Regions from separate parts of the Homo sapiens genome. Here region 2 is linked to region 1. A link is an interaction called in ENCODE POLR2A ChIA-PET data of the cell type or tissue named here. Cell type or tissue: PC-3. All regions are shown on one strand. Each heading gives the region's core, and the rest is flanking DNA. Links, peaks and the distances in the headings are about the cores only.

Evidence for each region. ChIA-PET counts read pairs that join two places held together with the same protein. Peaks named below come from ENCODE experiments on the same cell type or tissue, not always from the same donor. Only the 100,000 strongest peaks of a DNase experiment are listed, where the experiment ranks them.
Region 2: POLR2A ChIA-PET joins it to region 1 with 29 read pairs; 2 of 35 experiments call an interaction of 5 or more read pairs at or near these places.

The regions. Positions count from the first base shown.
Region 1 is chrX:104,311,139-104,320,252 of GRCh38, forward strand. No RefSeq gene overlaps it. Among named protein-coding and RNA genes, the nearest start is that of ESX1, 61 kb to the left of the region's middle. In PC-3, for the core only: no CTCF peak of the experiment used is centred there; a DNase peak (open chromatin) is centred at 4,633; H3K27ac peaks cover 1,588 bases.
Region 2 is chrX:104,390,166-104,399,279 of GRCh38, forward strand. No RefSeq gene overlaps it. Among named protein-coding and RNA genes, the nearest start is that of ESX1, 140 kb to the left of the region's middle. In PC-3, for the core only: no CTCF peak of the experiment used is centred there; no DNase peak of the experiment used is centred there.

The sequences.
Region 1 (9,114 bases), core at 1,930-6,929:
TTCAGGGAAGAGGAAGAGAAAACGGCCTTTTTTTTTTTTTTTTTTTTTGCAAACTCCCTGGTATTCTGGATATTTTAGGCAAAGCTCTTGCCTCTGTTTGGGGCAGAGCAGGTCTGGGTTGGGACTGCTGAAAGATCTTTCTGCCCCAGAGAAACTCAGAAATTGGAACTCACAAGAAAGGTCTTCAGCAGCCTCAAAGCACTCCTCTCTTCCCAGGGGCCCATTGCCCTTACACCGCCTCCACACTGCCCCAGTTGTTTTTATCTACATTAGACCTTTCTGGACAACACTCCAAGATCTAGATTTTTCTCAGATCACCTTCCTTTGCCTGATTTCTGTTCCTCAGTGTCTCTTCTCTCTTTCCAAAGGTTGTCCTTGGCTTCCTTTCCTTTCCTTCGTCTTTCTGTCTCTCTCTCTTTCTTTCTCTCTTTCTTTCTTTGTTTTTTTTTTTTTTTTTTGAGACAGAGTCTTGCTCTGTTACCCAGGCTGGAGTGCAGTGGTATGATCTCGGCTCACTGCAGCCTCTGCTTCCTGGGTTCAAGCGATTCTCGTGCCTCAGCCTCCAGAGTAGCTGGAGTTACAGTCATGTGCCACCACGCCCAGCTAACTTTTGTATTTCTAGTGGAGACGGGTTTTCACCATGTTGGCCGGGCTGGTCTTGAACTCCTGACCTCAGGTGATTCAACCCCCTTGGCCTCCCAAAATGCTGAGATTACAGGCGTGAGCCACCACACCCGGCCTGGCTTCATTCCTGTTTGTTTTTGTTTTTTCTGAGATAGACTCGATGCGATGCCCAGGCTGGAGTGTAATGGCGCGATCTCAGCTCACTGCAACCTCCACTTCCCGGGTTTAAGCTATTCTTCTGCCTCAGCCTCCCGAGTAGCTGGGATTACAGGCGTGGGCCACCACACCATGCCCAACTAATTTTTGTATTTTTAGTAGAGATGGGGTTTCACCATATCAACTGGGTTCAAGCGATTCTCGTGTCTCAGCCTCCAGAGTAGCTGGGGTTACAGTCATGCGCCACCACGTCCAGCTAATTTTTGTATTTTTAGTGGAGACGGGGTTTCACCATGTTGGCCAGGCTGGTCTCAAACTCCTGATCTCAGGTATTCTGCCCACCTTGGCCTCCCAAAGTGCTGGGACTGCAGGTGTGAGCCACCATGCCTGGCCCTGGCTTCATTTCTGAATGTACAATTCTGAATGTATGTGGCAGTGTAGCAGGGCGTATGTATTGCCTCTTCCTGGACTGTCACTTTTTCTTGGTGGCAACTAACTTGAACATACCCTGGAGTAGAATGCAAAATGTCCTCAAATCTCTAAGATAAAATAATAGCTAACATCCATCAAATGCTTACTATGTATCAGGTTCTATTCAAAGAGCTTACTACATAGTAAATGATTTAATCTTTGCAACAACCCTAAGAGGTTTTATCCACATTTTGTGGATGGAAAACTAAGGCACAGTGAGGTTAAATGACTTGCCCAAGGGCAAAGAGCTGAGTACATGGCAGTCCACACTCTTAGCTACAACGCTCAATTTCCTGTCCAGGACACATTGGGCTGGGTCCCCAGACCTCCTAGGGAATTTCCTCTGCTATTCGGAGAAGGGTAGCTCTTCTCTTTAATGAATTTATACTTTGACCTGGACCTTTGATTTCAGTAACTTTCTCTCAAAGGAATAATTCTGGTATTGGGTTTGGGGGCCAGCGACAGGTTAGTGGAGTAGCTAACTTGAAATTAGGGTTCTTTTTTGTGTCCTCAGGTCAAATCAGACCAGAGGTTAGTCACCTTCTCTGTTTATTCATTAGATCAGGAATATAAATGGGCATAGCAGGTATGAGTTTTTAGTCCACATCACCAAGCGCAATGCTATGGACTGAAATGTGTCCCTTCCCACCCCCCACCCCCATTCATATGTTGAAGCCCTAACCTCCAATGTGACTATATTTGGAGATAAAATATTTAGAACAGAATTACAGTTAAATGAAGTAATGTTTGGACCCCTGATCCAATAGAATTAATGTCCTTATAAGAAGAAGCACCAGAGAGCATGGGAGCACCTTTCTCTTTGTCTTCCTTCCTCCCTCTCTGTGCCTCCCTCCTTCCTTTCCTCCCCAGCCCCACTTTCCCCTCCTTTTCCTCCCTTCACCTTCCTCCCTCTTTGTCCCCCTTTTCTTCCCCTCCCTCTTCTTTCTCCCTCTCTCCCCCTCTTTCTCTCTGTGTCTGTGCACAAAGAAGAGGTCATGTGAGCACATAGCAAGATGGTGGCTGCCCGCAAGCCAAGAGAAGAAGCCTCAGAATGAAACCTACCTTGCCAGCACCTTGATCTTGGTTGGACTTCTCAGCCTCTAGAACTGTGAGAAATAAATTGAAGTTGCTCAAATGATCCTCCCACCTCAGCCTCCCAAGTAGCTGGGACTACAGGCGTGCACCACCACACCTGGCTAATTCTTAAAATTCTTTGCAGAGACAGGGCCTCTCTATGTTGTCTGTGCTGATCTTGGACTCCTAGACTCAAGCGATCCTCCGGCCTCGGCCTCCCAAAGTGCTGGATTACAGGCGTGAGCCACTGTGCCCGGTCTCTGTCTCACTCTGTCACCCAGTGATGCAATCACGGCTCACTGCAACGGCCGCCTCCTGAGGCCAGGTGATTTTCCCACCTCAGCCTCCTGAGTAGCTGAGACTACAGGTGCACACCAGCCACCACGCCCCAGCTATTTTTTTTTCTTTTTGAGACAGAGTCTTGCTCTGTCTTGATCTTGGCTCACTGCAATCTCTGCCTCCCAGGTTCAAGTGATTCTCCTGCCTCAGCCTCTTGAGTAGCTGGAATTACAGGCACCCGCCACCACGCCCGGCTAATTAGTAGAGACAGGGTTTCACCATGTTGGCCAGGCTGGTCTTGAACTCCTGACCTTAGGTGATCCACCCGCCTTGGCCTCCCAAAGTGCTAGGATTACAGGCTTGAGCCACTGAGCCTGGCTAATTTTTTTTTTTTTTTTTTGTAGAGTCTGGGTTTTGCTGTGTTACCGAGGCTGGTCTCAAACTCCTGGACCCAAATGGCCTGCCTGCCTTGGCCTCCCAAAGCGTTGGGATTACAGGCGTGACCCACCTTGCCCTGCCTGTTTCTTTCTTTATTTTTTTCTTTCTTTTCTTTTTCTTTTTTTTTTTGAGACAGAGTCTTGCTGTGTCACCCGGGCTGGAGTGCAGTGGTGCGATCTCAGCTCACTGCAACCTCCGCCTCCTGGGTTCAAGCTACTCTCCTGCCTCAACCTCCCAAGTAGCTGGGATTACAGGCGCTCGCCACCATGCCTGGATAATTTTTGTATTTTCAGTAGAGACGGGGTTTCTCCAAGTTGGCCAGGCTGGTTTTGAACTCCTGACCTCAGGTGATCCGCCTGCCTCGGCCTCCCAAAGTGCTGGGATTACAGGCGTGAGCCACTGCGCCTGGCCCTGTTTCTTTATTTCTATAAATTAAATAGAGTCTTTTCAGAGCCCCCAACATGGTATATGGACAGGGAATTACATCTCTGTTATTTTGAGGGTTTCCTACAATCTCCCGGGAGATCACTAAAGAGTCCTGGGCTTTTTTTGTGCCAGAAAATCAGGAGAGGGCCAGATCCTTAGTTCTTAGTGGTTTCATCTTTTCTCTTGCTCCTTGGTCTCCCAGAGGCGGCCATCATGTGCAGGTCCTTATCAATTGCCTTTGGCACTGCTGCTCCAAGTGGGTCCAGAGATACCTCTCACTCAGGTCTTCCTTTTGATTGCTTACCTGTCGGGGGTGCTGTACCTGCATGGGGTGCACCGGTTTTACTACTCAGTTCTCTGACCCCTCCCAGTCTCAGCAGAAGGAAGGGCAAGCTGTCTCGAGCCCTTCTCTCTGTGTAATGATACTCAAAGCCCTTCTCTCTGTGTGAATACAGTATAATCCCCTTCATTAATACTTCAGACCAGGGGTTGATAGCTTTTTTTCTGGAAAGGCCTCCAGCTATTTTAGGTTTGTAGACTATATGGCCTCTGTTGCAAATATTCACCTCAGCTAGAAAGGAGCCATAGACTATAAGTAAATGAACAGGTATGTCTGTGTACCAGGAAAAAAACTTCATTTGTGGACATAGAAATTTGAATTTAATACAATTTTGTGTGTCATGAAATATTATTTTGATTTATTTTCCCAACCATTAAAAAAAATCTAAAAACCATTCTTAGCTCACAGGTTGTACAAAGACAGGCCTCTGAGCCATAGGTTGCTGACCCCTGCTTTAGACTCTTTCTACTGAAAGCATGGATGCATGAACCAGAGGTGTCAGCAGCATTTGGGAGCTTGTTAGAAATGCAGAAGCTCAGGTCTCACTGCAGACCTACTCAATGTGAATCTGAATTTTAATAAGATCCCCAGGTGATCTGTATACACATTAAAGTTTGAGAAGTACTGATTTAGAAGTCTAGTGCTGGCTTTTCTTTTCTGGACACTGGGGAGGGCGGAGAAGATGCTAACACCAGTTATCAGATATTTTTCTGAATACAATCCGTTGCTATCTCAACACTGACCATCCAGCCTGATTTTGGCTGTTGCCCTTTCCTGAATGGCACAGCACTTCATAAATGTGGGTTATCGCCAGCTTAGTCATGCTAATCCACATATCATTTGCACTTGACCTCAGAATGAATCATTAAATGTTTTTGGCAGATCTACTTTTCTAGTTCTAGTTTACTTCTTTTCCACTTGCTGAGTTGAGCACCAGCTAAGTATTATGGAAGAGAGGAGGCTTTGGGGCATTCTTGGAAACAAGGTCAAAACAACCTGGACTTAAAATTTTGCTGTAGCTAATTCCCACAGCATATGCAAATTTAGTAATACAATGCATGGACCACAACTATGGAAAATTTCAGCAAAACTAGAAAAATGTTTTTTAGAATTTCACATACCTTTAGATACCATATTAGTTTTTGTTTTGTAGTCTTTTTCTTTTTCTTTTCTTTTCTTTTCTTTTCTTTTTTTTTGTTTTGAGACAGAGTCTCACTCTGTCTCCCCGGCTGGAGTGTGGAGTGCAGTGGCATGATCCCGGCTCACTGCAACCTCTGCCTCCCGAGTTCAAGAGATTCTCCTGCCTCAGCCTCCCGAGTAGCTGGGATTACAGGCACCCACCACCACGTCCAGCTAATTTTTGTATTTTTAGTAGAGACGGGGTTTCACCATGTTGGCCAGGCTGGTCTCAAACTCCTGGGCTCAAGTGATTGACCCACCTTGGTCTTCCAAAGTGCTGGAATTACAGGCGTGAGCTACCATGCCTGGCCTGTAGGCTTTTTCTTATTGTTTTTCCTAGGGTAATATTAAAATGAATTTGTATTCCAAGAACACACATCTGAGGACATAGGGTATTCAAAGGCATTGGGGGAAGCCTCACTGAGATTAAAATTTTCCTTTAGATAATTTGTGGGTTGATGTGCAACAAGCGTCATGAGGCGAGAATGTATAGATAATTAAGATGTGAGTTTTATCTGCCTTGGGCTGTTTATGATCATACTTGTCTCCCAGATATACTTGGTGAATTGGATATCAACCCTCTCATCATAAATTATCAGTGAATCCTGCCCAGGACTCTGAGGATGCCACAAGTGGGGAAGCAGGAGGAAGACTTCTGCTTTTCTCTTTCCAAGTCTTGTGGTCGTTAAAGTTTGATATCCATTAATGCATAAGTGTCATCACCCCGCTGAAAATGCAGCTCTTCTGTATGTGTTTTGATTACCTTGTCAGAGGCCAGGCAGAGAGAGGTTGAACAGCAGTGCTGCTCCTGCACTGTTATTTCTGCTTCCATTACTTGTCCCATCTGTCAGTTTCAGGAACATTCATATCTATGGAGCCATTATTTTTAGTGCTGTAATTATCTTGGATGTCTAAAAACACAGTGTATCATGTTGGTCACATCATGGGTTGTAAAAAAGGTAGGTAGCCTTTCAAGGGGTGTAGGTTTATGGAACACGTTCCCAACACACTTGGGCGTGTGGCAGATTAAATGGGTACATTTCTTTGTCTCTTAAGAGTCAGCCTCTGAAGCAAGTCCCTAATGTTTGCTCTGGCCTTAAAATGTGCTTTATTTTTTTACTTTTATTTTTATTTCTTTGAGACACAGTCTAGGTCTGTCATCCAGGCTGGAGTGCAATGGCGTGATGTTGGCTCACTGCAGCTTCTGCCTGCTGCGTTCAAGTGATTCTCGTGCCTCAGCCTCCCCAGTAGCTGGGATTACAGGTGCATACCACCATGCCCAGCTAATTTTTGTATTTTTAGTAGAGACAGGGTTTCACCATGTTGGCCAGGCTGGTTTTGAACTCCTGACCTCAGGTGATCTGCCTGCCTCGGCCTCCCAAAGTGCTGGGATTACAGGTGTGAGCCACTGCGCCCAGCCCAAATGTGCTTTAAAACTTTCTCATCATCTCCTACTCCTCATAGGCTTTTTAGTTTACCCATCACTCAACCTGCCTCTCGATTTGATCTTCCTGGCCTGTGCCCTGTGTGCTAATCTCATCTTCCCGATGGGTAGGAACCACAATAATAGGTAACCTGTATTGGGTATTTACTCTGTGCCAAGCACCTTACAAACCTTATCTTACTTAGTCCTCTCACAGCAACCCTACAAGGTGGATATCATTGCTGTTCCCATTTAACAGAGGAGGAAACTGAAGAATAGTAAGTAACTTGCTCTAAGGCTACACAGCTAGTACTTTCTAGAGCTGGGATTTTGGTGCTGACTCCAGTGCACATGCTCTTTTTTGTTTGTTTTTGATGGGTTTCTTTTGATTTTTTAATTTTTTTTTTTACAAATTATAATTGTATACAATGATGGGATACACAATGATGTTATGATATATGTATGCTGCATTAGTCCATTTGCATTGCTGTAAAGGAATACCTGATGCTGGGTAATTTATAAAGAAAGAGTTTTATTTTGGCTCATGGTTCTGTAGGCTGTACAAGCAACATGACACTGGCAGACCTCAGAAAACTTAAAAGGAGGAACCTGCCATATCACTTGGTGAGAACAAGCAAGAGAGAGAAGGGGGAAGTCCAAGACTTTTAAACAACAGATCTTGTGTGAACTAACTGAGGGTGAGCTAGAACTCACTCATCACCAAGGGATGGCTCTAAGCCATTCATGAGGGATCTGCCTCTAAGAAAGAAATACCCCCACCAGGCCTCACCTCTGACACTGGGGATTACATTTCACCATGAGATTTTAGGGGACAAACATCAAACCATATCACATACAGTGTGGAATGATAGAATCAATCTAAATTACATACCTATCACCTTAAATACTTATCAGGTATTCCTCCCGTCTTACTGCAGCTTTGTAACCTTTGATTGACATCTCTTCATTCCCCCAATGCCCCAGTCTCTGATAACTCCTCTCTGCTTCTGTGAGTTCCATTGTTGTAGATTCCACATGTAAGTGAGAGCATGTGGTTTTTGTCTTTCTGCCAGTGCATTTGCTCGTAACTACTGTTCTACTGCATTCAAATAACAATGCCTAACATTTACTGAGTGCCTACCTTTTGGCTAAGCACTGGGCTAAGCTCTTTGTATGTATTAGCTCACTTGCTTAATCCTCTTAATGATCCTGTAAAGTAGGTTTTATTATGAGCCGTGATTTTCAGAAAAAGAGACTGGGGCACAGAGATGTTAAATAACTTACCTGAGTCACACCATTCAACAGTGCCAGACGGAAGTAACCTTTGGACACAGAGCACTCTGGCTCCAGAGTCTACACTGTTAGTCACTCTCTTATACTGCCTTCCAGCTGTCTGCTGGGGCAAGGCAGAGGATGTGTGGTGTGTTCCTTTGGGTGTGTTCCTTTTGGGAGACAGTGGGGAGGGAGAGGTAACAACTGCAATTCACTTCCTGCCAATTGTTACCTTGTGAGAATCAAAGCTACCAGTTTTTAAGAGAGGCCCCAGATCTGGATCTTTATATAAAATTTCCTTATTTTAAATATTGGGAACACATTCCAATTTTTAAAAAGCAGTATGCCCAATTAAAAACAATCTGTCGATAGGAAGCAGTAACTTATAGTTAAGGATATTTATTAAGTACTACTTATGAATACCGTGCTAATTCTAGGTATTATTATTCAGTGTAAGCCTATAGACTCCCCATTTTATGTATTAATTCTCAGCGTTGTTAAAAAGAAACGGGCAGCTGTGGTGGCCCACGCCTGTAATCCCAGCAGTTTGGGAGGCCGAGGCAGGCAGATTGCTTGATCTCAGGAGTTAGAGACCAGCCTGGGCAACATAGCAAAACCCCATCTCTACAAAAAAAAAATGAAGAAATTAGCTGGGCATGGTGGCAGGTGCCTGTGGCCCAAGCTACTCAGGAGGCTGAGGTAGGAAGTTCACTTGAGCCTGGGAAATCAAGACTGCAGTGAACTGTGATTGCGCCACTGCACTCCAGCTTGGATGTCAGAGTGACACCCTGTCTCCCTGTCTCAAAAAAAGGAAAAAAGAAAGAAAGAAAGAAAGAAAGAAAGAAAGAAACGGGTTCTCTCCCTGATTTCATCGGTAGCAAATAAGTTTAATTGATGGTTTATGTATATATTTTCTTTTATTTATTTTTATGCATATTTTAGAGTTGAATTTCTCAGTGAAGCTGTAAGACTGTTGGAAGAAAAATGTAAACTTTCAGAATTTAATATACCAGGGATGTGTGTTAAATTCTCTTACCTTTTTTCCAGATGTGAATAATTTGTAGGTAGAAATATTTATTTATGTAAACCTTGACCGCAGTGAACAAAACACACATACTACACATACCTACACATGTGCACACACATGTGCAGGCAACACTTTTGTGAGCCACATCTGACCCATGGGCTGTCAGTTTGCAACATCTGTTTCAGGGGACATATCTTCCATTCCTTTCTTCTGCCTGTCGTTCCTAACCCATTACCAGGTTGCTAGCAGGCAGTGACCGAAAACATATTGACTTTGTGTGCTCTTGTTCTGGCCTAGATATGTCTCAAACCTGATACCCTCTCTCAGGCCACCTCTGTCAGCTTCCACTAAGAGACTTTCCTGCTGTTTTTCAAACCTGGCATCCAATTCTTTCTCCTTCACAGG
Region 2 (9,114 bases), core at 1,848-6,847, 79 kb after region 1:
GCCACCATGCCCGGCTAATTTTTTGTATTTTAGTGGAAATGGGGTTTCATCATGTTGCCCAGGGTGGTCTCGAACTCCTGAGCTCAGGTGATCCTCCTGCCTCAGCCTCCCAAAGTGCTGGGATTTCAGGCATGAGCTACTGCACCCGGCCTAACTTACAGCTTCTAGGCTGATGACATCTTAACATGCCATCCATCCCAGAGTGATAAGCATTTGAAAAGAAGCTGCTCAGAGACAGCAAAACAGTTGGAAATTCTGGCAATAAAGCTAGCTGATAGGAAGAATCTTTTTTTTCTCCTCTCTCCTTTCCCTAGGTTGGAGAAGTGGCTTTCCCAGTGCTCTCAAACCTGATTATATTTAGTGCTGCTTTGTAGGTCATCAAATAACAAACAAGAAAAGAAACAACAAAACATCTTTAGCCAAAGGCCATCTGGTTAGACCATGAACTGGTTTTCCAATGTAAGTCAAGCCTCTTAACTTTATAATGAGGAAACCAAGTCCCAGAGAAGAAACATGATATGCCAAGTATTCTCCAGAGGGAAGTCTAGAATCCAGGCCTTTGTTGTTCCAGCTAAATGAGAATTATTTGTGTTTGGCTGCTCTGATTCTCCACCAGTGTTTCTGCTAAAAGTTGACATGGTATATTTAGTATTTTTCACAAGTAGGAGAGATACAAGGGAGTTTGATTTTGCAGATGTTCCCGTTGAAATCTAGAACAAAGTGCCACAAGAACACATGCTAATGAATAGGAAAGTGTGGAGCAAGGAACTGAGTTAAATGGATTGTGCTTGGCAGCTAGATCAATGAAAGAGCCCACAGAAAGGAAAATGAAGGTACGAGAAGCCTGGATTGAGAAAAAGTTGCGGTTAGATTTATTTTTCAGAGTTTTCTATGGAATCATTGTTGGGCATAACTTAACAAGGGAGTTTTGAAGAAAGACTTTCTCTTCAATTGGGCCAGCACATCTTGGGTAAAGCTGCACAATCGATATGTGTGTGAGATGCCCATTTCCATCTCAAGCAGGTCAAATAACCAGAATCCCCATTTGATGGTTTTCTAAAGTCTCCTTATCATATTGTGTGTTCAAAGTGGACCAAGCCTTCTCATTCAATTTCAATTTCTTGCTGCAGAGTGGGTCAACAACTGGGGTACCATCACTTTTGAAGAGTGGAGGAAATTGGGAGAACTCTGATCCCTCGTCTGCCCTTCTGGTTTTCAGGAGAATTACGTAGAGGTGGGGAGACAGTGTAAGATCAACCTCAGGTATTTTTTTTTTTTAATGAAGTATTCAGTGATGAACCTGGGCAATGTGCATGACACAGACCTTAAAAGACTTTAAGGCCTGGCGCGGATCCTGCCCAGGAAATACTTAAGGCATTTGCTCTAATACTGGCTTCTTCCCTGCCTTTACCTCTCTTGCACATTGTTCTTTCACAGCATCCAGTCATAGATGTAAGACTGCAGACAACCTCTGACTGCCAGGCTGTCTGCATTGAACACATAGGAGCAATTCCCCATGTCCCCTGATCCCCGAATTTCCTAGTTGATAGGGTATGTCAGGGTATTGTTTCAAATCATTCAAATCTATTTCAAATCGTCACTGATTGTCCTGAGGCTGAGCTTCAAATCTTTTTTTCTTTCCAGAAGCAGAGAAAACAGCTCATGGGTTGCCCAGGTGCAGGGTGGAGTGGGGAAGAGAAGCAGGAGGGCCCTTCCTCAGCATTCACAATCCTCCCCATCCACACATTGTCCTGCAGTCTCTAGTATAGGAGTCCTTCGGGAGCGAACAAAAGGCTTTCTTGACTGGATAAAGTAGCACACCAACCCCCATGGCTCACCTGGCAAACAAAACAGAGTAAGGCTGGGTGAGGATGGGAAAAGACTTGGTGGAGCTGTGAGTAGAATCTGTCTTGCTGAACAGAGTCTTATTTGCAGTGTCACACTGGGCGTGGAAAGCTGTGAGTGCTGCCACAAGGGAAGAGCAGATGGGGGAGTGACATAGCTCTCAGCAACCAGGACTAGATATAGAAAAGTAGAGAAGAGGCTAGAGGTGGTTTTTTGAAGTCAGCATGAAACAGAATTTATTCAGAAGCAAACCCGAACTTCCTGAGATTTCTGAGCAGATGAAGCAGAAAAGGTGCTGAGCAGTTGCCCTAAACTGTCAATAACAGTGAATCAAACATTCATGAGTTTAAAATCAGAATACAGTCTATAGCCTTGAGGCTGAATCTGAACTAAGGCTAACAACCAGTTAAGAGAGTTGCCTGTTCTAGACTCTTCCTTAAGCTAGTAACACCTGAAGCTGGAAGTAGACACTTCGGTTAACGTACATTTTTTAGTGTTTATTTCTTTCTTCATGGCAACTTGGCTAACTGGGTTGATGTGGTGCCAGCTCAGCAGGGAATGAGCCTGGGCTTGTTGATTTACAGCAGGGCCCATTTACTCGTTTGGTTTCAATTTTAAAACCTTAGATAGAATTTAAAATCAGTGGCGTTAGAGTGGACCTAGTAATCTATTCAAAATTTAAAAAATGTTTTTGAGTAGCCTTCCTTAAATCAGAGGGAAGAGAGTGCTTTTCTGAAATTCAGAATGCTTGGCATTTTAAAATTCATAATAGCAATCATCTCGGTCCAGATTTATTACTAATATGTGAAAGAAGAAAGGAGTATTCAGTTAATGGATACTTGGAAGGGTCCTACAACTGCTTTAGATGTAAGGGCTCCAAGAAAGACACTAAGAATGATGTTTGGGAGGGAACTACAGGTATGCCCAAGGCACAAGCAGAGAAGGATAAAGCAATGGGATGAGAGAAACAGGATAGGGACACAGAGGAGGGACTCCAGAGAAAAGGTAGAGAGAAAGTGGTGCATATGGGTCAAGGACTACCTAAGGTGCTGATAACTTAGATTTCCTTTCCTTACTTTAGGCTCCAGGAGGCATCTGGGGCTTACTGCTGGGCTGCGACCTTGATGTTTTCAAAATGTTGATAGCATAAACCTGCAGTGTGACTATTTAAACTGTCTCTGACATCTGCCATTTTCATCACCACTCCAACTTGGTTTGTTCATTTATTGAACAGATATATGTGGAGTGCCTCACACATGTGCACATCAATGAAGAAAACAGACAAAAATCCCTCCTTTAGTGAACTTTACATTCTAGAAGGGGAGGAGGATAATACACATATAACAGGAGATAATTTCAGATTATGGTAAATGTTATGAATTAAACAGAAATGTATGTTAGAATGACACACAGTGCATGTGTATATGCTCATACTAATTTAGTCTGGATAGTAACAGAAAGCATCACCAAGGAGGTGACATTTGAGTAGAGACCTGAATGATAGGAAAGAGCCACCCAGTCAGACTTGGGGGAAGAACATGTGATATACCGGGAAGAACAAGTGCAAAGACCCCAGGGCAGGAATAAGCTCTATGTGCTTGAGGAGCAGCAGGAAGGCCAGTGTAGCTACAGATTTTTGAATGAGGGAGAGAGTGGTAGGAGATAAGGTTAGAGAGGTAGACAGTGGCCAGATAAGCTAGAACTCTGTAGGCTCTGGAAAGAATTTAGATTTTATTCTTAGAGCAATGGGAAGCCATTGGTGGGTTTTAAGCAGGGTTTTTACCTGATACGGTGTATTTTTGTTTGTTTGTTTAGAGATCACTCATTTACTTTGTGAAGATTGAATTGTAAGAGGGAAAGACCAGAGACAAGACTACCTATCTGTAAGCTATTTGAAAAGTCTAGGCTGGAGATAATGGTGACTTGGACTAAGGTGATGGTAGTTGGAGGATATAGGATATGTTGTGAATATACATTTGACAGAACATTCAGATGAATTACATACTAGATATGAGGGAAAGGGAAGAGTTGATGGTTAACCCATGCGACTTGGATAACTTGTGGTACATTTACTGAGCTAGGAAAATCATCCACCTCAGTCAGTGGGAGTTTGTTTTTGGGTGAATGAGGGGACTACAGTTTGGGACATGTTGAGATATATATTTAGAATCTCTGAGACAATGGCAGGCAACTGGGAATATAAATGTGGAACTACATAGGACATCAAGCCTGGGGATATAAATTTTTGAGTTGTCATTTAAAGCGATATGGTTGGAAAAGGTCACCAAGGGTTAATAAGTGAAGATAGAGAAAAGGAGACAGTCAATGGGACCAAGCCCTGGGTTAAACCTTCATTTAGAGGTTGAGCGAAGGAGAGTAGCAAACAAAGGAAACTGGTAGAACAGTCATTAAGGTAGGAGGAAAACTAGGAAGGTATCTTGGATACTAACAGAAAAGAATATTTGAAGAAAGAGGGATTGTATTTTCCAAAGATGACCATAATAATAACTCCTCTCCCACATGCTTTAGTTACACTGTGAGCATGTATATCCCTTCCTTTTGAGCTTGGGTGGACTTTTGTGAATTGCCCTGACCCATAGTGAGCGATACAAGTGACATTATGTGACTTCTGAGAGTAGGTCAGAAAATATAATTCTGATTCTGTTGGGCTCTCTTTCTCTCTCTTGAGACATGAGCCTTTGGAGCCCTGAGCTGCTATGTCAGAAGTCTAATGACATTGACACCACTGTGCTGTATAAACCACATGAAGAGACCACATAGAGATAGGGGAGAGAAGTCTAATGAGCCCAGATGTTCTAGTCCCCATCTATTTGAGCCTTTTCAGAGCAAGCACCAGACATATGAGTGAACAGTCCTTCAGACGATTCCAGCCCCAGGCATTATCTGACTGCAGCCCTGTGAGACATAGGAGCTACCTGAATTGTTTCCAAATACCTGACCCTCAGAAATTGGGAGAGATACTAAATGATTGTTAAGCCACTAAGATTGGGGTGCTTTTTTAAATGCAGAAATAGATAATCAGAACAGGGATGAAGAAAAAAATATCTATTGGATTTGGCAACATAGAGATGGTTGATGACTTTAGCAAGAGCATGTTCAATGGAGTACAGAGATGGAAGCCCAAATGGAGCGGATTGAGGAGAGAATAGTAAGGGATAAAATAAATGACAGTGGTTAAATGATTCTTTCAATATTTCAATTAGGGGGATTGAAGATATGGGAAAGTATTTAGAGGGATCAAGGGAAGATTTTTCCTTATTAAAATGGCAGCTACTTAAGCATGTTCATGTGATGATGGAGAAAACTCAGAAGAAATAATAAATTTATAATAGAAGAGAAAATGACTCAGTTCCTCATTACCTCTTACTTGGACTATTGTAATTGCTTCCTGAAGTGTTTTGTCTGTTTCTGATTTCTTCCTACTCTGTTTATGCTACATACTACTACTAAATTTTTCTAGATTCAAGTGCCCTTTTCATCATATCATACCCTGTTCAAATAAAACAAAACAATGTTGGCTACTTCTCCTTTGCCTTACTCATCAGACTACAGTTCCAGAACTGGAAGGAAACAAAGATCCTCTAATACCTTCTCCTTTTAGGTACAGAACGCAACAGAAAACAACAGCACATAACAGGTACTTTTAGGTACAGTACGGAAGTATTAATTCTAATGTTCAGTATCCACGTAGTTGCCAATATGAAAAATGGATATCATGCCTTATGTAAGTTACATCTAAACCTGTGCCTATATATTAAGAGTAATAGATACTGTTTGATGTTGGAAAATATTCCTAGCAGCCATGTGCAATTGTTAAATGCCATGCTAATTCATGAATACTTCTGGAACCATGAATTATAATACGAGGGAAGCATGAAAATGGATGATTGGCATTTCTGAGAAACAATACTTCCTTATGCAAGACTCTATTACATTCATATGGGCAATTAATTTGCCTTTTCTTTTGCCAATGCTTTTCTCCTTCCCAAATACTCTCCATGTGCTAAGACATTGTCAGCCTTCAAAGTTGGCAGAAGTACAACCTCCAAACCTGCATGGCATGCAGACCGCGTTGCCTTTTGTTTTGAGAACACAGGGCAGTAAATATAGAAATCATTGTCTGAACAGCATTAACCATGAGAGTGGGTGTTGAGGGATATGGATAAAGGTGTAACAGTGCTGAATCCTGGATCCGGAGTGACAGAGGCAGTTAAGTGTTTTTGGTAAGTGTAATGTGTTTGAGTGGGTGTGTTAGTGATATGCATAATTTTCTAAAGCTTGGGACCTAGGCCAGGGTTCCCTCTTGACCAGAACTAAGGGTGGAGCTGATCAGGACATTTATCATAGATAATATTTCCTTGCTTATTTTGTATGCCCCACTTGATCATGAGGTGCTCAAGGAGTTTTTTCATATTTTATTCCATGTCTCTATTTCATCCCTTCCGCCACAGCCTTAGTTGTGGCCACCATCATCCCTACTTTGATCACGGCCACAGTCCATCAACTGGTCCCCATGTTTGCTTTCTCCAAACCATATTCTATATCTGGCTTCCACAGGGACATTTCTAAGATATACAGCTTCTAAGAAGAAAATATTAGAGCTTCTATTTATGTTTGTTTTTATTCATTGTTTAGTTTTTTTATATTTGTGTGTGTTTCATGTGCATAGTGTCTTAGAATGGTAGCACTTGTGTATAACGTATACATTAATAGATGAATATGTAAATCAGAGGTGCATGCTGTCTCTTTGCTTTCAAGAGAATGAGATAGCAAAAGTGCAAGAGACATGTGTCTCTAGGATCAAGTTCAAGCACCTTAGTATGGCAGTGGAGGCCTTGCATGATCTGTTTCCACCTCCTTTCACATCAAAGGCAGGAGCAAACCCTGAGGAGCATACAGTGCAGGTGATGGAAATAATTATGATCCAGCAAGCAGAACACAGCACAACAGGGTTTGGCAGGTAATAATCCTGGCATGTCCTCTCTGTCAGGGGCTTCAATGCAAAGTAATACAGACTTCTAGAATCCAGTTGCAGATTCTAGAGGTTCAGGCAGGCTGGCAGTTGTCCAGTATCAAAGAAGGCTGTCAGGAGGTAGCAGGCCTCATGGTTAGACTGGACTGGGGCTCAGGGCCAGGACTATAGTTCCTGGGAAGGAGAGGACTGGCAAGAGCAACACAGTGCTCTAGTGCTTGAGGGATGGGAGAACTATGAAGGTATTAATTTAGAGGCAAATCTCTTTGGGGCAGGATGTTTCCCTACCACCGCACCAGAACCTTTCACAGGGACAGCTCCTAGATAGTCTTGTTATTTTGAATCCACTCACACATGCCCACACTATTCAGTTAGAGAGGGAGAGAGTACTCACAGCCCCACAGCTGCACTGGGCTTAGGCAAAGGGGAAAAGGCAGTAGCAAGAACTTAGGAAGGACTGTAGGGGGAACTGTGCCACAGGAGCAAGAGGACTGTGTTTTTCACAGAACTGGGACCTGAGGTAAGGGCTGACCCAGCAGAAAGTGTGGCTTGAGACAAAGTCCCACAGTGTTGGGAAGGTATGGCTGAAAACCTTCTGCCCTATGGTCAGGGTGAATCCTAGAGTGCGGGGCAGATCCGAGCCTGCAGCTGGGAGTGCATGACCCTCACAAAGTAACCCCAGTCATGGGGAAGGATGCAGCAGAGACTGAGTATGAGACAGGGCCTGACTCCACATTGCTCTCTGAGACCGGCATTCAAAGTCCTTCACAATTTGTCCCCACAATAATAATAACAACTGACATCTGGTGAGCACTTACTATGTGCCAGCCACTGCTCCCAGTTATGTGTATTAACTCAGTGAATACTGAAAACAACCGTATGATGATTCTATTCCTGTCCCCATTCTGAAGATGAGGAGACTGAGGCACATAGATTGATCATTTGACCAGGAATACATACCCAGGAAGAGGAGGAGCTAAGATTCACACAGAAGCAGCCTGTCACCAAAGCCCATCTCTTAACCTCTGCACAGTGGTGCTTCTCCATGTAGCATGCCAGTCTTTATTCTCAATCCCAAATTTTCATGTATGCAATGCCACTGCCAATTTGGATGTCTCGCTGTTTTATGAGTAGGTTTTGTGTGCCTTTCTTTCCGAAGGCCTTTCCAACATTCTTTGGCCTCTGATAATATGACTGGAATGCCCTTCTTGCTACTCTCAATTTATCCAAATTATACTTGCACTCCAGGTGCCAGCTCAGGTCTTCTTTTGCCTGACCCTTAATCACTAGCCTGGCTGAGCTAATGGCTGAGCTGTGGCTTTGCAGGCTTTGCAGCTGATTGGAGCTTAAAGGGCAGAGTCCTAGTCCCAACTCTGGCACCAGCAGCTGTGGGGCTGTGGAGTACTCTCTCCTTCTCTGACTGAATGGAGTGTGCGTGTGTGAGTGGATTCAAAATAACAAGACTACCTGGGAGCTGTCCCTGTGAAAGGTTCTGGTGCTGTGGTAGGGAAACAGCCTGCCCAAAGAGATTTGCCTCTAAATTAATACAGTCAGGGGAGAGGGGGCACTTCAGTGTGCTTCAAAATGATTAGATTTGGGTTTGGCTTCCCTTATTCTTTTTAGACAACAGCGTGTTTCTACTCTCTCAGGAGTGTTGACTCTGGGATGGCATCACTTGTGTTAGTTCCCAATAACCTTGACAGAGTTTGTAATTACAGAGTGGCAGCAGAGAGAATGCAGAGGCAAGTGCATGCTAGAGCAATTGCTAGACAAAGAGTACACAGGGCAAGTGACAAGCAGAGGGCAATGGGTAGGCTTGTGGGAAGGGGGCAGGAGGCAGGGAAGGAAGCATTCAAGAAAGGATATTGGCACAAGTTGTGCGACTCCTTTTGGAAAAGGATTGTGCCGTCATCAAAGCTTTAGGGGTTCCAGAAGTTTTGTATGAAAGGGAGTCAAAAGTCACCCTTTTATTCTTCTTATTGGTTCACGTGCTCATAGTCCCTAATTCTCTTTAGGGAGTTCATCTGGTAATGAGAGATTATTTGGCTCCATGGGAGCACGGTCAGCAGATGACAGGCTGTGTGATTTATGTGATTTGAGAGGCTCATGATCTCCCCTATGAGCCTGTGAACTGCTTGAGGGCAGTATGATCTCTTTACTAGTGTATTTGCTTCACACCTTGCCCAGGCCATAGTAAGTGATTATTAAATATCTACTGGGCTGGGCACGGTGGCTCACGCCTGTAACCCCAGCACTTTGGGAGGCTGAGGTGGGCG